Linked DNA regions of Mus musculus: region 1 is linked to region 2. The links are chromatin contacts, found by POLR2A ChIA-PET in ENCODE. All regions are on one chromosome and are shown on one strand. Each heading gives the region's core, a stretch centred on a gene start or an enhancer-like site at or near the end of the contact. The rest is flanking DNA. Distances are from core to core; before and after follow the strand shown. Region 1 holds the start of Prkar2a (protein kinase, cAMP dependent regulatory, type II alpha). Region 2 holds the start of Wdr6 (WD repeat domain 6).

Region 1 (3,206 bases), core at 406-2,905, 110 kb before region 2:
TGGTCTACATCATCCAAGGCTACACAGTGAGACTTTGTCTCAAAAAAAAGGGGGGGGGGATTAATTAAAATTAAAACAATTAAAGCAGGCTAACTCTATTATGTTAATAAAGCATAAGTGGAAGCAACCGAGGAAATAAAATTGCTCTTTGACAGTCTTACTTAAATCAAATGAGTAGAATGTTACTTGTATACTTCCCTGCAATCAACACTGGAATCGAGGTATTGATTATGCTCGCCAGTTTGATTCAATTGTTTTAACCATATCGAAACTTGGAGGAGGAGGAGGAGGAAGAGAAGGAGGAACGCATAATTAACTGGACACGAATAAAATGGCATAACTGAAATTTCCTTTACATACTTGAGCAAAGGGAGAGAGGAAATATATATATAGGTAAAACAATAGTGAAAATATTGATAACTGTTGAATGTGAGCGGCAGGCAGTATTGGGGGAGGAGGTTCAGCTACTGAATGTGAGTGACAGCATTTAGGGAGGGGCTCAGCTCATCGTTCCTCTTATGTGTATGCTTATAAGGTTTTCATTGAGGCAGAGGTAGATAGTTGACCCCAAGTTCGAGGTCAGCTTGAACTACCTACTGAGTTCCTGCTTAATCAAGGCGATCGGCCTCGTCTCCAACAGTTTTCAGCAATAACTCTTCCAAAACGGAATTCTTTGCAAATGAAATGATCATCCGGTTTATTCGGGGCGAGCTGCCGGGTGCTGGTGCTCTTGTCTTCGGAAAGCAAGCAGGCTATGGGGTCTAAGGCAAAGAGGCAGAGCAGCTTCTGGCGGGACCGACTCAAGCTCCGCGCCACCACGCGGACCAAAGAACGCGCACGCTTCATTCAAGGCAGAATCTGACAAATCACTCTCCGTGAACGCTCGGGCTCAGAGAACCGCGGAGCTCAATTTGGAATGCTCACACGCCGGGGAACCCAAGCAGCTGGGCTGGAGAGCTCTCGGGTCTCGGCCCAGGGTAAGGCCGGGAGCCGAGCCCAGGGCACCCCTGGTCGGCCCTCGGGTCCCTCCCTGAACCCTTCACTCGGTGCCCACATCGCACCTCGGCCTTGCCCCGCCCGCCTACCTTCCAGATCGGCATCTTCCGAGTCCGAGTCACTCTCCCCGTCCTCCTCGATGACGGGGACTGCGCTGGACTCCTGCGTGTGAAAGGTCGTCGGGGAGACGATGAACGTGTCTGATTCCTGGCGGCGGGCCTCGCGCAGGCGTGTGAAGTACTCCACCGCGAAGTCGACGAGGTCGGGCGGCTGCTGCCGAAGCACCTCCACGGTGTAGCCCTGCAGCAGCTCCGTGAGCCCCGCGGGGATCTGGATGTGGCTCATGCCTGCGACGTCCGAGGGGCCCGGCGGGTCCGGGCGGCCGGCGGCTGCAACCTGCGCGCTCCCTCACGCCGGCCTGTCACTCCGCGCCCGCGGTCTCCCGCGCGGCCCGTCTCGGCCTTCCTCGCGTCGCGCCTTATTCTGGCCGGGTCTGAGTTTGTTGTGCGGGCCGCGCGACCCTTCCGCTAGCAAGCCAGCCTGGCGCCGCTGCTGTTGTCACCCGGCCGCAGCCGCCGCCGCTGCCGCCGCCGCGCCGCCGCCGCCGCGGGGACCGCCGGGCAGGCAAGCTGGACGGGCGCGGCAGGCGCCCGGGTTGTGACGCACGCGGCCGCGGGCGTGCGCGTCCCCGGCCAGGAGCTGGCCCAGAGTGCGCGTGCGCCGCTGAGCCTCCCGCTCTCGGAGCAGCCCATGGTCAAGGTGCGGGAGGCCCCGGAGATGAGGAAAGAGTGGCCCGGCTGCGAGGCGGGCTGGTTAGTGCGTCTCGCCTGGTCACAAAAACCTTTCACTCATGCTTTCGGAGCATGCTGCGAGCCTCTTAAAGGAGTGCCAGGGTCACTGAAGTGACACAGGACCACCTCACCTTGACCCCTGCTCTAGTGGAGGGCCAGAGGGCTTACTCTAGGGAACGACATTAATGCTAAGCCTAAAGTACTGAGCAGGTTTGCCCAGAGAACGATCTGGAGGAAAGTCCTGTACAACAGGAACAAAGACCTAGTCAAGTCAGAAGAACCACCTTGACTGACAGGTAGAACGATGCGTGCCTGACTGCCTGAGGTCCTAAGGAGTCTAATATGACGTCGTGAGATGTCAAAGGGGGAAGGCTTTGTAGGAAGTAAAAGTTTCAGTGAGATAGTCACTTGTGAGCCTCAAGCAGAGAAATAACCCTGAAAGAGCTCGCTCAGCCGATTGTGGGCAGTAAGAAAGCAGAATAATGCCAGGAGCTGGACAGACCTCGGGGCTTGTTCCTCCTTTTGGACACTTCCATCTTGGTCTTCAGGCCTAGACTTAGAGTCCTCCTTCCTCCCCACTCAACCCTGGGCCACACTACTTGGTGAAGTTGAGCAGACCACAGACCGTGTTGTCTTTTGCCTTTGGGAAGAGGGCAGAGGTGAACTAGAGAGGCACCTGCTGTTCCTCAACTTGTTTCCTCCTGTCACCAAACTTGAACAAAAGAAGTTACAGACCTTTCTGGAATATCCAGCCTAGGTGCTGGCCAAAGAGCCAGCGAGAATACTGTTCTCCCTCTCCCTGCCGGAACCAGCCAGCAACTCGTGAGCTTGGGAACCTGAAGGGTATTGGGATTGTTAAGCACCACCTGGTAATTAACCAGTATTAATTAAGATCTCCACTAGCACCGCCCATAAAGGCCTGGCACAAACCCAAAACCTCAGGCTGCTGGGAACTGAGCTGTGTATGGTGACAGGGGAACACCTTACTGAGGTACTCAATGTAGGGGCCAGTCCAGGCTGTAAGCTAGGTAGACCTGAGACTACAAACAGCTATGTGTCCCTGAATGTATGTTGAGTGGCGGCGAAGCAGTATCCAGCATGCTGGCTGGAGGCACTGACAGCATACTTGTGAAGACTGAATGAATGAATGAATGAATGAAGAAGGAACAAATGATACATTTCAGCAACAAAAGAAGCAGAAACTGCTCTCCTGACTTCAGTCTCATAATATGTATCATTTCTTTCAAAGCTGCTACATAATTCAAGTCTAGCCTGGGTTACATGAAACTATCTCAAATCAAAAACAAAAAAGCAAAGCAACACAGTGGAGATGGGTCTTCTCTTGAGCAGACTGGCTCTTTTTGGGGGGGTATGGGAGGAGGGGAGAGGTTGTTGGTTTGGTTTTTCAAAACAGGATTT
Region 2 (3,380 bases), core at 588-3,087:
ACTGGAAAGTGGTAGCTCCTGGCCACTGTATCTATTCAAATGAAAACAGATCTAGATATCTACAGATACTGGAAATTGGCCCTGTAAGCACTGGTCTTGACTCCATTGTTGGAGGTCCCTGCCTCAGTTTCTACAGTTGTACCCTCCTGCCTGCACAAAGTTAGGTTTTCTTGTGGCTTTCTGGCTCAGTCCTCCCAGTTGCAAGGAGACTTTACATGATATTCCTGCTTCTATCAGCTTACTTTCCCCAGCCAGATCTTTGGTTTAAGGTCACAAACTTACCTAAGTGCACCTGCGATCTTGGCCACACAAGGAGAGTGACTCTGTGGGGAAGAGGGCTGGAGATGTCTTAGCTATCCTAGCCTGACCCTGTGGGCCCTGGGTATCCTGCCCACAAGTGGGAATGTTGGGGATCTACTCAGCAGCCTCCCCCTGCCTTACAGCTACATGACAGTGCTGTTTTATTTGAACAATGTCACCGGTGGGGGTGAGACCGTCTTCCCTGTGGCAGACAACAGGACCTATGATGAAATGGTAAGGGCCAGTGAGCTGTTATTACTCTTGGGCTGGTAGGGCCTTGGGCAAGTGTGTACACACCCTTCCAGAGCTGGGACGAGGGCACATCTGCCTGTTTTCCCTCCAGCCAACCTTGGCTGCCTGGTCCTGCAATGGCAGGCAGTCCACAAACAGCCTCACCTTGTTGCCTACAGAGTCTGATTCAGGATGATGTCGATCTCCGGGACACTCGAAGGCACTGTGACAAGGGCAACCTTCGTGTCAAGCCCCAGCAAGGAACTGCAGTCTTTTGGTACAACTACCTTCCTGATGGGCAAGGTGAGGGCTTTACTCATGGCCAGGTCTTGGGCTTCTCTGAGGGAACTCATCTCTCCCTCCTGCTCTCCTGGAGGACTGTTCCTGTCTTCCATAGCCAGGGATTTCAAAGCACAGTAGCACTAGTACAGTATCTTCGGTTATCTCCGCCCACCGTCCTTGCGCACCAGCCTTCCTGCTGTCTGGGGCAGGGAAACTTCTCTCCACAACCCAGGCTGGGAAGAGCTATAGCCAAGCTCAGAAGCAAGGAAGCTTGGTTAATTTTAAGGGCCAGTATGTTGACCATGCCTTAGTGGGTGAGACGCCAAGTCCTTCCATGGGGATTAGATGTGTGCACAGCTCAGGCTGAGCCAATCTAGGGTTTTCCCCTCCCTAACTTGTCCTTTGTTCATGTCACCTTCTTACCCCAGGCTGGGTGGGTGAAGTGGACGACTACTCGTTGCATGGGGGCTGCCTGGTCACCCGCGGCACCAAGTGGATCGCTAACAACTGGATCAATGTGGACCCTAGCCGGGCACGGCAAGCCTTGTTCCAGCAGGAGATGGCTCGTCTGGCTCGGGAAGGTGGCATGGACTCACAACCCGAGTGGGCCTTGGACCGAGCCTACAGTGATGCCCGTGTGGAGCTCTGACGCAAGGCCCTGATGCGAATCACCCGCTGCCCAACGTCAAAGACCCTGCAGGTCCTCTGTCCTACTGCAGACTGAAGTTCTGGCCGACCTCTTGCCCTAGCCCTCCCTGCCTGCAGCCGCGATCAAAGGCGCAGTTCCTACATTCACGTTATTTATTGGTGTACAGCCTCCATGCTGCTCCGTTAAATAAAACTACAGGGCTTCCAGCCAGGGGCCGGCGAGCTAAGCGCCCGCTTGGGGGAGGGGAGGCCCACCGCCCCTCCCGGCTAGTCTCATGTGTGTGTGTGTGGGGGGGTGACTCTGATCCGGCCAATCAGGAGCGGGATCGCGTGGGGGACAGGGTCGTCATTGGACGTCCGCAGCCCAGCGCCAGGGCTTTGCTACCTGTAGCTAAGGGCTTCGGAGCTCTGCAGCGCGGCTCTCCAGACGGCTGGTTCTCGCGAGAACGCAGCTCTCTTCTTGTCCGTGGCAGCCACAGCAGCTCCAGGAACGTCATGGACGCTTTCGGGGACTATGTCTGGCCGCGGGCGACTTCCGAGCTCATACTCCTCCCGGTTACGGGTCTGGAGTGTGTTGGGGACAGGCTGCTGGCGGGTGAGGCTTGGTCGGCTCTAGTCGTGCTAGCGGGCGAAGAACTAGCCTCTCCCTGGGTGGTCGCACCGGACAAAGGGATGCCCTGGGGAGGAGGATGGGCAGCGGGCTGGGGACTGGCGAGGGGTGGGAGTGGGGGGAATAAGGCAGGTTCGGAGGTGGCGGGAAACACAGGCCGGCGGAGGAGGGCGGGGCTCGAGAGACAGTGGCAGCTCTTCATAAATTGCAGCCAGCTTGGAAAGGGTGGACAGAGACGCTTGAAGGTGTGGGGGACGCAGTCGTTCCATGTTGGGGGAGGGACGTTGCACCCTCAGGTGAACGCAAATGATCAAAACCCCTGGAGAGGAAGAAAAAAAAAAAAAGGGCAGCCTCAGGGGGTGTGGCGGGAGTGTGGCTTCTGGAGAGGGTTGAAGCTCCGCCCCCAAAGATGAGGGGGCCAAAAAATTGCTTTCTGAGTAGAGCAGTATCCAGAGAGGCTGGGGCTTAGGTTCCTCTGGAGAACCAACTGGGGGGTCTGAGCCAACTGGGTTAGTAATCACATGTCTCAGTGTCTGGTGGTAAAGGTCTGAGATGGCTCTGAGGTGCCAAGTGTCCTGGAAGCAGTAGGGCCTGATGCGAAGCCATCCTTTGGTGATGGTGGTGTTGGGTTTTACAAGGACCCTTGGCACTGACAATTAGGCCTTGGGTCAGCCATTATTAGCCTCAGCAGGGCTGCGTGTTTGTCTTGTGGTGAGGGTATATTCTAGAGTTGATGTGTGTGTGTGCGTGTGCGTGCGTGTGTGTGCAAGTGCAAACATTGGGTTGCTCCAGTGAGCTAAACTCTCTGGAGGTGGGACCGGCAAACTTCAGGAAATGAAATCCGTAGAATTTTGAAGAAAGAGACATTAAGAGAGGAGTAAGGTAATGAGGAATCCTGACGAGTCCGAGGAGGAGGAGATCGTGGGAAACAAACGGCTGCAAGATGACCAAAAGGGAGCTGAGAGTCCCATTCTAGAAAACGTCTGTGGGTTCTATACACATGTATGGGGGTGTAAGAGATTCCCCGGGAAGTATGTGGATTTGTATAGAGGGAGGCCCTGGACAAGCCCCTCTTGAGCACAAGTTAGGAATGTTCCTAACTCAGAAGACGCTAGCTTTGATTCTGCTGTGTTAAATGCTGTCCAGGTTCTTAATACCTGCACCTCATCTCTCCTCCCAAGCCTTGTTGCTTTTAAGTCTCAGTCGCATACAAAGGACGATCTCACAGCTGTCCAGGGGTGGGGCCAGAATGCAAGCCTCACCCCTGCCTGCCAAAGTGTGGGCAGCTTCAGCACGCATGCACACACAC

What was found. ChIA-PET counts read pairs that join two places held with the same protein, here RNA polymerase II (POLR2A).
Region 1: POLR2A ChIA-PET joins it to region 2 with 12 read pairs in embryonic stem cell. The contact joins the promoter of Prkar2a here to the promoter of Wdr6 in region 2. POLR2A ChIA-PET finds 5 or more read pairs at or near these places in 3 of 5 experiments (Patski and embryonic stem cell).

Annotation. Positions count from the first base shown.
Region 1 is chr9:108,690,592-108,693,797 of GRCm38, reverse strand. It overlaps Prkar2a (protein kinase, cAMP dependent regulatory, type II alpha), which reads right to left and starts at 1,655. Exons shown (of 11, transcript NM_008924.3): 1 at 1,086-1,655. The coding sequence starts at 1,341.
Region 2 is chr9:108,577,170-108,580,549 of GRCm38, reverse strand. It overlaps Wdr6 (WD repeat domain 6), which reads left to right and starts at 1,837. Exons shown (of 6, transcript NM_031392.3): 1 at 1,837-2,056. The coding sequence starts at 1,957. P4htm (prolyl 4-hydroxylase, transmembrane (endoplasmic reticulum)) reads left to right here. Exons shown (of 9, transcript NM_028944.4): 7 at 444-534; 8 at 711-834; 9 at 1,242-1,688. The coding sequence ends at 1,462.